Linked DNA regions of Homo sapiens: region 2 is linked to region 1. Evidence: chromatin contacts called from ENCODE Hi-C or POLR2A ChIA-PET data. All regions are on one chromosome and are shown on one strand. Each heading gives the region's core, a stretch centred on a gene start or an enhancer-like site at or near the end of the contact. The rest is flanking DNA. Distances are from core to core; before and after follow the strand shown. Region 1 overlaps MSI2 (musashi RNA binding protein 2). Region 2 overlaps MSI2 (musashi RNA binding protein 2).

Evidence for each region. Hi-C counts contacts between places; a loop is a spot of excess contacts on that map. ChIA-PET counts read pairs that join two places held with the same protein, here RNA polymerase II (POLR2A). Pooled maps may share reads with other maps.
Region 2: a loop to region 1 is called in a map of posterior vena cava, with 3 times the contacts of the local background. The contact joins two enhancer-like sites. A Hi-C loop is called at or near these places in 2 of 168 maps with a recorded cell type or tissue (Right ventricle myocardium inferior and posterior vena cava), 1 of 37 single-sample maps with no recorded cell type and 5 of 50 pooled maps. POLR2A ChIA-PET finds 5 or more read pairs at or near these places in 1 of 52 experiments (activated CD8-positive, alpha-beta memory T cell).

What each region holds. Positions count from the first base shown.
Region 1 is chr17:57,531,817-57,537,358 of GRCh38, reverse strand. All of the region lies in intron 7 of MSI2 (musashi RNA binding protein 2), which reads right to left. Among named protein-coding and RNA genes, the nearest start is that of MSI2-AS1, 74 kb to the left of the region's middle. RefSeq lists enhancers at 3,344-3,533, 3,544-3,593. Within about 2 kb of position 1,919, at least 4 of the 41 ENCODE cell types and tissues checked have a DNase peak (open chromatin) inside an H3K27ac peak, as active enhancers do.
Region 2 is chr17:57,660,104-57,666,035 of GRCh38, reverse strand. All of the region lies in intron 11 of MSI2 (musashi RNA binding protein 2), which reads right to left. Among named protein-coding and RNA genes, the nearest start is that of MSI2-AS1, 55 kb to the right of the region's middle. RefSeq lists an enhancer at 997-1,603 and a silencer at 2,782-3,074. Within about 2 kb of position 3,020, at least 25 of the 41 ENCODE cell types and tissues checked have a DNase peak (open chromatin) inside an H3K27ac peak, as active enhancers do.

The DNA.
Region 1 (5,542 bases), core at 670-3,169:
GCCCTCCATCGCTGCAAGGTTACAGGGCCTGGGGATACAGCCCTGCAAGGCAGTGAAGAGGCGGGTGTGCCCCTCACGGTGGGCACGCAGCATGCCCACCCCCTCACACAGTCCCAGCTTTAGAATGAGCCCACTGGAGGCACAGAACCTTGGGTTCTGAGAATCTGGCAGAGGGGCAATGGCTGTCCTCTTATTGCCACTGTTGGACTAGGCGATTCTTCCTTGTTCTAACTCAAGTGTGCCCAACATTGAGGCTACACAGAACTCTTTTCCAATGGAAACTCTTCAAGTACCCAAAGGCTGCAATGAATGACCACATCACAGCTCTCCACTCCCCTCAAGACCTCTTGGACTCAATCATATTGAGTTTCTACCCCATTCTCACCATTCTCTCCCAGATTCCTGTTGGTCAATGTCTTTCTTAAACAGTTGCCCACCGCCCCACCCTCTGCCACCCAACAATGGTCCACTCTGGAAAGAGAACTGGATTTTCACCTAACCCCATCTAGGACCCTGAACTTACCTAAGAGAACCCAGCTGGCATGTTACATCACACTACGGACTAAACTGAAAGCTCTGGGAGGCCAGGAACCCTGGCTGTTGGTGGTGGTCTATGACAGACTGTCCGCTTTCTTGTCAAGTGGTTTCTAATCCTGGTGCAGAATTAGGATCAATACCAATAGTGACCAACTGTTGGTTTACAGGCTTCCAATAAACCCCTTAACACATCTCAGACTTGGGAGAGGATTTGATGGATACTTAACACCATCAACAATTAGTGAAAAGATAAGAGCAGATTTGAGAGGTGGGGAAAATACTACCGGTAAAATGCCAGCAGGGAAGACAGGCAGCAAATCCTGCTCCAGACCCCAAACGAGGGCAGCGTGGGAGCCAATCTTTTGCAGGCTGCCCTCCTGTCACATCAGCAAAAGTGTCATCACCAGCTGTGATTCTACACATCCTTATCATACTTTCTACTCCCTCCAACAACCCTTCTTCTTGGACTGTGCCCTTTCTGGCCAGAGGGTCTGATCGTTTTTGTCAAATACACTTATTCCTCCATCCTACAAAGTCACATGTACAGCTTATACAGTCCCAACGTTCTTCCCTAGGTAAATAAAGTCAGAATGTTAGACTCTCATTAGGAAGGACATGCATACATTATGTCTGACATCCCACACCTACAAGTGAAGCAATGCTTTAAATTATTTTAAAATGTAACCTACACCTTTGTGAAACTTTTTTCTATGCCCTCTTTTTTTTTTTGAGTAATAGACACCAATAAACAAATAATGACAGTGCAATTCTTAGGCATCTTTATACATCGTACATAAAAGAGTCAATCTGGACTTCAGAGGTCAATTTCAAAAGTGAGTGTCTGGCAGGTATTCAAAACATTAAGGGCTGTTCTTCCTCCTTAGAAAAGCATTATCTTCTATCACAGCTTAAGTTACATCTTACTGGCACCATTTTAATAAATAAACCGATTACGCAAATTACAAAGACCTTAAACTTTGGCCAGCTGCTTTTCGGGACAGAGACTGAGCAAGCTCCAGGAAGAACCCAAGCTCTCCGGCCACCTGCCTGGATGCTCCTCCCTCTGGCTGGATCCCCAACCACTGCACCTTTCCAGCCCAGGAACTGGGATAAACCACAGCCACTCTGGGAAAGGACCCTCTTAGTTCAAGAGGCCTGCCACTGATGGTGCTCGCTGGGGCTCACAAAACCATCCCACCCCCTTCCAGTGGGTCTCAGGGCTGTTATTCCTCTCCAAAGCCATTAGCATTGCATTTAATAAGCAACTGCTAACTGCTGGCAGAAGAGTCATCCATCACACTAATCTTTATTTCTCTCCCCGTGTCTCCTGTTCCTTTGCCTCTGGCAATGTTCCAGGGCAAGCAGGCCTGCTGGGTAATGAAGGCCACAGGGATGTCCTCTGCCAGAAACCACTCCCTCACCAGGCTATGGGATTAGCTTCAGAGACTCCTCACCTCCTTTCAACTAGGCCTCAACCATCCAGATCTTCCCTGGAGGAACCCAGCTGTGCAGGGCTCAGGAACCCAGGGCTCTGAAATTGGAGGGAAGGACAGCTGAGGATCCTCTACAGTGACCCTCACAATGGGGAGGGTTCCCTTCCCCCATAAGGAGGTGAGTGTGAGATTATTTCAGCAAGCAACATGCCCGCATTCCACTTTCTCCATCAGGGCTGAGGTTGTGGGGACACTGGAGAGAGAGCTGGCCAGTGCACCCTTCCTCCCTCCCGCTGGCTGTCTACTCCCCGGCCTCCTGCCAACAACAGAGCAAACTGGAAGGACAGCACCTTGTTGCCTCTTCCCTCCCTGTCCCTCCCCTCCAGCCCCACTTGGGATCAATACTTAATGCCAAGTCCCAGATCTTATCTGACTTTTACAAGGATAAAGCAACAAACTTCCCCCTCCTAATGATTAAATCCATTGACGATCAGCCCAGTGTTTTCCAGACCATCTCTAACAACTTTTAGACAGCAAATGAAGTGACTCTGAGAAGATTGGAAAGCCACCATTCTCCGCTCCCCCTGGGCACAAATCATCGTATGGAAGGCCAGGAAATGAAGTGAGGGACAGGGCCAAGGGAGGCATCCAGGTTTTTGTTTTATATTTTTGTGAGACGGAGTTTCACTCTTGTTGCCCAGGCTGGAGTGCAATGGCGCCATCTCGGCTCACTGCAACCTCCGCCTCCTGGGTTCAAGCGATTCTCCTGCCTCAGCCTCCCGGGTGGCTGGGATTTCAGGAGGCACCCACCACCACACCCGGCTAATTTTTGTATTTTTAGTAGAGACAGGGTATCACCATGTTGGCCAGGCTGGTCTTGAACTCCTGACCTCTGGTGATCCACCCGCCTCGGCCTCCCAAAGTGCTGGGATTACAGGTGTGAGCCATCGTGCCGACTGGCATCCAGGTTTTAACAACAGCTCTGCTCCTTGTCTGGCTGCAGGAATCTGCTATGCAATATTCCAAACTTATGTGCCTTAATTTCTCCAAGTGGAAATGGAGGAGCACGGTCATCCAGCAAGAAGGCTGTTGTGGAGAAGGACAGAAAATGAGGAAATACCAAACCCTTAAAATGACCAGCTCCTCCGCTTTAACCAGTTACCTTGCACAATGCTTGCAGAGTGTAAGAGCCTGAGCTCCAGGTCAGACAGGCTGGGTTTACGTCCCAGCTCTGCTTTCACCAGTGTGAGACTCTGGGCAGCTCGGTTCACCTATGGCTGTCTGTCATCAAGGTTCAATGGTAGGTGCCAGCACTGTGCTAAGCACTTGGTGTTGTAAGTGCTCAGAAAGTGTTGGCTGTTTCTATCAAGATTGCTAACATGGCCTGCTTAGACAGCAACAGAACTCCACACACCATCACAGTGGGTGCTGTGTCAGGATGCTTAGATCCCCTTCAGGAATGAAGGACCTCCTTCCCAGTGGCTGGGAGTGCTGCTGGAAGATAGTCCCCAGCTGGAAGTCCCCTCCAGGATTTCCCCAGGGGAAGCCCAGGTCACATCAGCCTCACAGGGTGGGCTGCACCCAATGACAGGCCAGCGTGCAGGCATCAAGGATGGCACTCCCACCCCAGCTGGGGACCCCTGAAGAACCACCCCATTACAGAAGGGCATCGCAAGTCAGCTTCTCCCTCTGCCCTCTCCTGATCAAGAGCACTTCTGGATAAACCTCCCACTTGCTAATCCCTTCCTAGAGTTGCTTCCCAGGGAACCCAACCTGCAACAACTGCCCATTCCCTCCCCTAGTCACAAAAACAGCAAAGGAATTCATCTTGAACATTCTCACAGTTAAAAAGCTAAAGGCCAGAAACATACTTCAGGTCCTGGGGCTCATCAATCCCAGGTCTCTTATTTTTTAGAGGAAGAACCTGAGATGCTCAGAGGTCAGGGAATGTGCCCCCAGGAAAAATGTCATGGGAGCAGCAGAAGCTGGAGGAAGGCCCATCTGCAAGGAGAAAGGTGAGAGCCCCCACATCTCCAGGGCTCCACCCACTGTGAGTCAAAGACTGAACGTGGGACCCTCTTCCTGCTTGCAGGGTGGAAGACATACATTGCGGGAGGCTCATTCTCTCCTAGGTCCTGGGTTCTCTCCCATGGCACTAGTGAGCCCCAGGCTGGTGCTCCTGTGGATGGGAGATACAAGCTGCCGCCATGCAGATGGAACTGAGGGCATCCCTGCCCCAACAGAGACCAACAGGGAGCAGGGACAGGAGGTGACCAGTGGGGTCAAGGAGTGGAAATTCTGCCCTGACCTGTGGCTCCTAACAGCAAGTGGAGACTGAATGGGCCCTGGGAGCCTGGCCCACCTGACGCTCATCAGATGTTAAGCCCAGTTCCCTGTGGTTATCCCCGAGCAGCAAATGTCACACAGCTCATGTCACACAGCTCCAAGGACACACAGGTAGCTGTCAAAATTCCTGGGGTAAGGATGAGTTGAGGCCCCAGGCTGCCCCACAGGGCTGGGCTAGGAGTCTGAGGACAAGTGCTGAGCATGTGCTGTGACAACACCTCTGGGTCGATGGTCTGGGCCTCTTTAAGAAGAGAGCTGGAGGCGGCGCCAGCCAGGGAGATGTCCTCAACTTCTGCCACTGCAGCACTTTCCTCTTGATAAGATCATGGACAGCAGGAACCGAGGAGGTGAAGGTAAGTTTGGGGCAAGGTGGCTGCATGAGGATTTTACTTCCTTGTGCTTATCACCTGACTCCAAATGTGCACTCCATCAGGCCACAGATGTGGGGCCGGCTCGCTCCATATATATGATCTGTGCCTCTGCTGTGATATGTTCTTCTTTTTGAAAAACAAAAATTTTTTTTCACTCTCTTCAATGTTCTAAATGCAGTGAAGTATTACACCAACTTTAGCACCCAGTTCAAAGAGAAATGCCTCCTCCGGTATCTTGAGGGGTTGGAACGTGTGTATGGGCCGCTGCTCCCACCCACACAGAAACGACATTGCAGAGTGGGAGGGCCCTGGATGAGAGGGAGGGCAGTGGGATGGCGGCTCTTCCCTGCTGAGGCTTCCTGGCATGTCTCTGCCCTCCACAGGCTGCAGCCCCTCAGGCCAGCTTCTCAATCATCTTTGAATAGGAGGCCCTGCCTTTCCTCTAGTTCTGGGCTCCACACATTTTAGAGTTGGTCCTGCCCCCACTGCAGGCATCTTCAGCTCTGGCAGGTCCGAGGGTGCTAGCAGAGGTTCTGGCTTGGCTGGGGGCAGGAGTGTGCATGCACCAAGGCCCTGCCCACGCTCCTTCCTGCCAGTGCCCACCAGGACTCCTGGAGAGCCAGCAATGATGTCCCGAAGCCATTCTGAGCAGCGGGCCTTCCAACAGACCATCCTCCACCTCACAACGGGCAAAAAACTCTTCCCACGCCCGTCCCAGACGAACCGCCACCCCATCTCTGCGGCCCAGCACTTTCCTTTCTCCCTTTTGGAAAAAGGGAAGAGGCTTCACCCACAGCAACAGGGATCTGGTTAAAAATAAGAGAGGACTTTTCCCGGCACATCCTCTGGGCCTTC
Region 2 (5,932 bases), core at 1,771-4,270, 130 kb before region 1:
AGCTCCCTGGCAGTGGAAACATCTCTTCCATCACGGTGGGGGTTCCCTGAGGTCAGGATCTGACTGCCCCAAGAGATACAGGACTGCCTCTCTCCTGAGGACTAGGCCACCCTCCACTACGCCACAGCCCAAAGAATAAGCAGACTTGCAGTACTGGTGGGGTCAGCGTGGAAGCAGAGAGGGCACTGCCAGAGGGAAAGTAAGCCCTGGTTAACCCTGGGCCCTCGCTAGAACTCCCCTCCCCCACCCCAGGAAAGTGCCTGGACCCAGGGGGCCACCCAGAGAGCTGATCTCAGTCCTAAAAGACCACTCCATTCTGCTGAGAGCCAAGTCCTTTTGGGAGCTGGCACACCCTAGGGCTGAACGGTATTTACTGCCCAATCATATCTAATAGAAAACTCACTGCTGGGGCTCTAGCAGGCAGGGGGCAGGGTGGGGTGGGGAAGTTATCCCAGGGGCAGCCCCTTGAGGACCCACACAAAAGACTTTCCACTTGAGTAGCTCCTTTTTAATAATTATAAAAGCACAGGAGTTTAATCCATTTTTGATGTAAGCACTAATAGTTCTGTGTCCTTGAAGTTCAAAGCAGGCGCATACATGTCACTAATTAGCCAAGCACAGAGCCATTCAGCTCCCTCTCATGTTTCTAATTAGGTCTTTAATAACAAACAAACTCCGACCTTACCAAAAGGCTCCCATTGGTCAGTCAAGGAGGGCGGCTGCTTCTCTGTTTACAGTTGCTGCAGGCTGCTAGTTCTACTGGTACATGCCCTTAATCTCAGCCAGGACTGGCCTGTCCTCGAGAGAGACAGGAGGGTCCCTCTATGAGGACAAAAACCCCTTGGTCCACCCTGGAGGGTGGCCTTCCTGACCCTGCTGGGAAGACTAATGGAGGCTGGAGAGCCGTGGGCTCCACAGCAGCAGGCTAGAGATCCCAGCCCCACCTCCCCACCTCCCAGTTAGAGGAGGCTGGGGTACCAGTGACAGCCACAAAGATGTTATGGAGCTTTACATCCAGCAAGAACATGATGATACTTGAGCCCCGTGTTACACACTGGGCCTGCCTGAGGCTCACCCTGCTAGATTCTGGTTTGATGGGTCTGTGATGCAGCCTGGCCACTGCACAGTTTAAAAACTCCCCAGGTGATCCTAACAGGATCAAAGTTCCTATTAGGAACAGCAGCAAAGTTCAAGAGCCACTGAACTGGCCACAATCTCTGGGTTGATTTGCTCATTGACAGCAGCTATTAACAGGTCCACTATTATTCATGAATACCATCCACACAGAATCAAACCCTAAGAGATTTAATCAACCACACCCAAGGATGGAAGTCTGAGGACAGATGTGTAAAATGATACACAGTTCTGGAACCGCTTCTGTCCCTCCCATTGCCTTCATGCATTAAACAATTCATGGCTGTTTTCAAATTCCCACGAAGTTTCCTATCACCTGGAACCTCTTGGCTTTCTCTCCACTCACTTCTCTCAGATCTTTTTTCTTTTTTTTTCCCCTTTTTTGAGAGGGAGTCTTGCTATGTCACCCAGGCTGGAGTGCAGTGGCGCACTCTCAGCTCACTGCAACCTGGGCCTCCCGGGTTCAAGTAATTCTCCTGCCTCAGTCTCCCCAGTAGCTGAGACTACAGGCACACACCGCCACACCTGGCTGATTTTTGTATTTTTAGTAGAGATGGGGTTTCACCATGTTGGCCAGGCTGGTCTCAAACTCCTGGCCTCAAGTGATCAGCCGCCTCGGCCTCCCAAAGTGCTGGGATTACAGGCGTGAGTCACCGTGCCCGGCCTGTTCTCTCAGATCTTAAGGCACTGTCACTGTCCCTGTTCCTATCTCCAAGGAAAAGGGATTTCCAGCTTTGGAAACAGCAGCAAAACAGAGCTGTAGAGCTGAAATGGCTCCCAAGGACCCTTTAGTCTGAATTCCTCGTTTAGTAGAGGTGGAAGCAGGCCTGGAACCAAGTCTTCTGATTCCCTACTCTGCCTTCTATGCTCTTATGCTGCCTCTATTTTTTTTTTTAAGCTGTTAATCATCCTCACTGGAGTAATCAACAAGGCAACCTCTCCCCCTAGGAGGGAGAAGGAATAGAAAGCAAGCCTCTCAGCTGCTTTAACTTCGAAGGCCAGGGCATGGGGAGCCACGGGGACAACCCTGAACACAGTGTAAACCTCCAGCAGATCATTTCCAAGCCTGAACGGAATGTGCCCTTTAAGCCAGATGGGAGGGGAGTCACTGGAGTCTTGGGGGCTACCTCCATTGAAGACTTAACGACTATTTTACACACCTGGAGCTGATCAATCAAAAGCCAGAAAACACAGAAGGACACAGCAAAACTGGACTAGGGGTTTCCTCTGACACCGGTCCATAGTGTCTGCTTTGCTGCTGTGTGTCTGTCTTTTCTCTGAAGGATGGTGACGCTGCCGCCACCTTTCCACCTGAGTCAGTGACGGACCCGGACTCCAGGACATCCTGGATCCTATGTCTGTCACACTGAGCCTCTCCTCTTCTCCCCAAGGTCAGAAGCCCACCCTCTCCAGGATATAGTCAGAAATAACTTCCCGAAAGAGGGGCGAGCGGGGCTGGGGTGCCTTTCCCGGCTACACAAGCCTCTGCCACAGGCACGCAGGCATCAAATGTTTACCACAGACCTGGGCAGACCATTTTATTAATATTAATAAGTAACCAGGAACAAAGGGCCCCTTTATTTTTAGCTTTCTCTAATTGTGTAGTAATTACTCATCTACAAAACAAATGAGGCCCTGCTCGCGGTTGCCATGGTACCGGGTGCCCAGCCTCCCTGCAGGATGATTGGCCAAGAAGCCCGCTGCTCCCGCCTTGGCCCCGCCCCTCCACCCCGCCACTGGCTCAGAGCAAAGCCCCAGCAACTGGGCAGCCAATCCCCTCCCAGCCCTAAGGCCGGGCGGGGCTTCCCAGCGACCTTCCAGAAGCGGTCCTCGCAGCCCACAGGAAAAAATGTTGACTCATCCCTACAGAGGACGTCTGTCTTCCCAGAGAAGCCCGCCCGTGCTCCATCGCCTAGTTTCTTCTGGGCATTGGCTAACTTCCCTCAGCCTTGTTTCAGCTAAAGGTTCCCTTCCAATAATTCTCTTCAGGCTGGCTTCCTCTTACACGACCACGCCTCCTCCCGGCCTCCTTTGTCTGACATTGGTCTGAGTGCATTCAGGGACCAGAAACCTGTCAGCCAAAGCCAGGCAGTGTCTGCAACAGCAGGAGCAGGTGCAAAAAATACTTATACCGCCTCCTGAGGCCACTCGTAAATGATTTGGGGTTATCTCCTCCCCCAAGGATAATGGAGAATTTAGTTAAGAGCAGCTGTGGTTTTTTCTTGAGTGTCTGTTTTAAGGTTGCAGAGCCTGGCTCAGCCATCCCAGGGCTGGTACGATGGAGCGTCCGCTGACAGTGGCTTAGAGGACAGAATGACGACAGGCTTAGGCTCAAATCCTGTCTCTGCCACTTCAGATAAGCTACTATCCTTTCCAAACTACAGTTTTTAAATCTTTAAAATGGGAATGAGAATGACAGTGCTCACTTCATAGGGTTATGAGAATTTAATGGGATAAGGCAGGTGGGCTTGACATGGTACTTGGCTCACTCATAATACATGTGAGCTATTATTATTAACATCTATTATCATTATTGTATTCAAATTGACTAGGATGTGTCTCTAGCATTCTATTGACCACTTACAAGATACCTTCCCCTGGAACCCTCTTAGCCTATACCACGGAGTGGCTGCCATCGTGGTGTTCTCATCCCCTGACAGATCTAATTTCAACAGCCCATCACAGCTGTTCAAAGGCATTATTTGTCTGCTTCCTGTTCTGTAGGATCCCAAGCTGGGAAGGGAGACCTTTTTAAAAAAATTAATATTAATAAGCAACCAGGAACAAAGGGCCCCTTCATTTTCTGTGTTTTCTAATTGCATAGTAATTACTTATCCATATGAAGAATGAGGACTAGGCTGACTTTGCCGCCGGGAGGCCTGATGGTTTGTATTGTTGGGGAAAGCAGGTGCCACCCGCAGACACATGCAAAATATCTTCCAAGGACCCATAATCTCACCTTTCATTCAGGAGAGCTCACCCATGAGGAAGAGGACTGAGGACATGGGCAAAGGAGGGGGTGCCCCAGGTAGGGTGAATCAGGTATGGCTTTCTGGCACTTTGAGCCAAATTTTGACAGAGAGGGCAAAGACAAGGACAGAGGGAAATGGAGTGGCAGAAAGAAAGGGGACAGTGGCCACCTCAAGGGCAAAGGAATGGGAAACAATAGCCCCAAGCAGGGAATAAATAACAACTTGTTGGCAGAAGCAAAGGAAAGTTAAGGGAACTAAGGCAGAGATTTGCCATGGAATGCCCTCCTGTGTCTGCTTTCTCAATGCCTCTCACTCCACACCCCTTGCTCCAGGTCACGAGCCCAGCCCCAGCCCCAGACCCCAGGATTAGGGGTCAGGCTGTTCTTTGTGGAGCTACAGCCAGGCTTATCTTCTTTAGATGGTTCTGTCCTTACTGAGCGCCACTTGCATGAAGAATACGAACCTCCCTCTCCTGTGACTATATCAACATGGCTTTCAAGATCTCCCAGAACCTTGACTGTCTCTATCTCTTCAAGCCCATATTCCCTGCCTAGCAGACAGCTTCCCACTCCAAATTCTCCAGGCCCTGTGTCATGTCTTGCCTCCTCCACTAAGCTTCCTGCCTTCTGGGTACTCTCTGACCTTGTAGGAATCTATCCTTATTAAAGGCTAGCTCTCACATCGGTTGTGTACTTTTGTCCTCCCCAGAGGACTGGAAGTCGGCTAAAGGCAAGGACCATGCCATGGACTTATTCTGCAGCCCACCCCAGCCCCTAGCATGATGTTGAGTCCAGAGTTAATCGTCTTATGGATAAGAGCAAAAGGCCTACTGCTTCTTGAGCAGCTATATACTAACATCTATGGAGTGTTTACAATGTACACGAATTATCTGTAACTTGTCCTCCCACCTCAGTCCTGCGTCTTGAATCCATCCTGGACAATGTTGTCAAAGCTTGTCTAACATACAAATCTGATGTCAGTTCCTAGTTTCAGGCCTCCCATGATCTCACAGGCCCTGCCCATGTAAATCCAGTCTCCTTAGCGTAGTACCAAGGGTCCCCTGCTCTGATTCTGCCCAGCTCTCTGGCTTTACCTACAGTTACTCCCCTGTTGCATTTTATTCTCCAGCCAGAATAAAGCAGGGCCTCCACCTCACTCCATTGTCCCGAGGTCTGGTGGCTTTGCCCATGATGTTCCCCGGCCCCCTGGGGAGCTCCTATTTGTCCTTTAAAAGTGGAAATATTCACTCCCCTGTGAAACATTCCCTGACTTCCCAGACAAAGCTGATCACTTCCTCCTCTGTGCTACTTCTGTTCATTGGATAGGCTTATGTTACCGGGCTTATGGCATCCTATTGTAATTACCCATTAGTTTCCACACTAGGTTGGGAGATCTTCAATGGCGTGGAGACTGCTTAGTATTTATCCATGAACTTCCAGGAACTTCCAGGGCTGTGGTGGGCATCCACTGGTTGTCTCTCTGGCATCATTCTTCCTTTTCCCCTCTTATCAGCATGCAGGTTTTCCTTTGGGAACCCATCCTTACACCACCGTGTAAAGAGCCATTCGGTTTAGAGGGGGTGGATCCCACCCTCAGTGACTGGTTTTGTAACCCCAGCCTTAGCCAAGCAGCACAAAGCTCTGGACTCTTCCTAGCATTCCAGACCATCTGACTCCCCTCTTCTGGACAGGACGGTATGATGCCAGAAACTGCTGCAATCATTTTGCCACCATGAGGAAAACCAATATAAAGACAGTATTGAAATGAGAAGGAGGGCGAAGCTAAGAGAATTGCAGAAAAAGGATCCCTGAACAAGCCAGGCACGA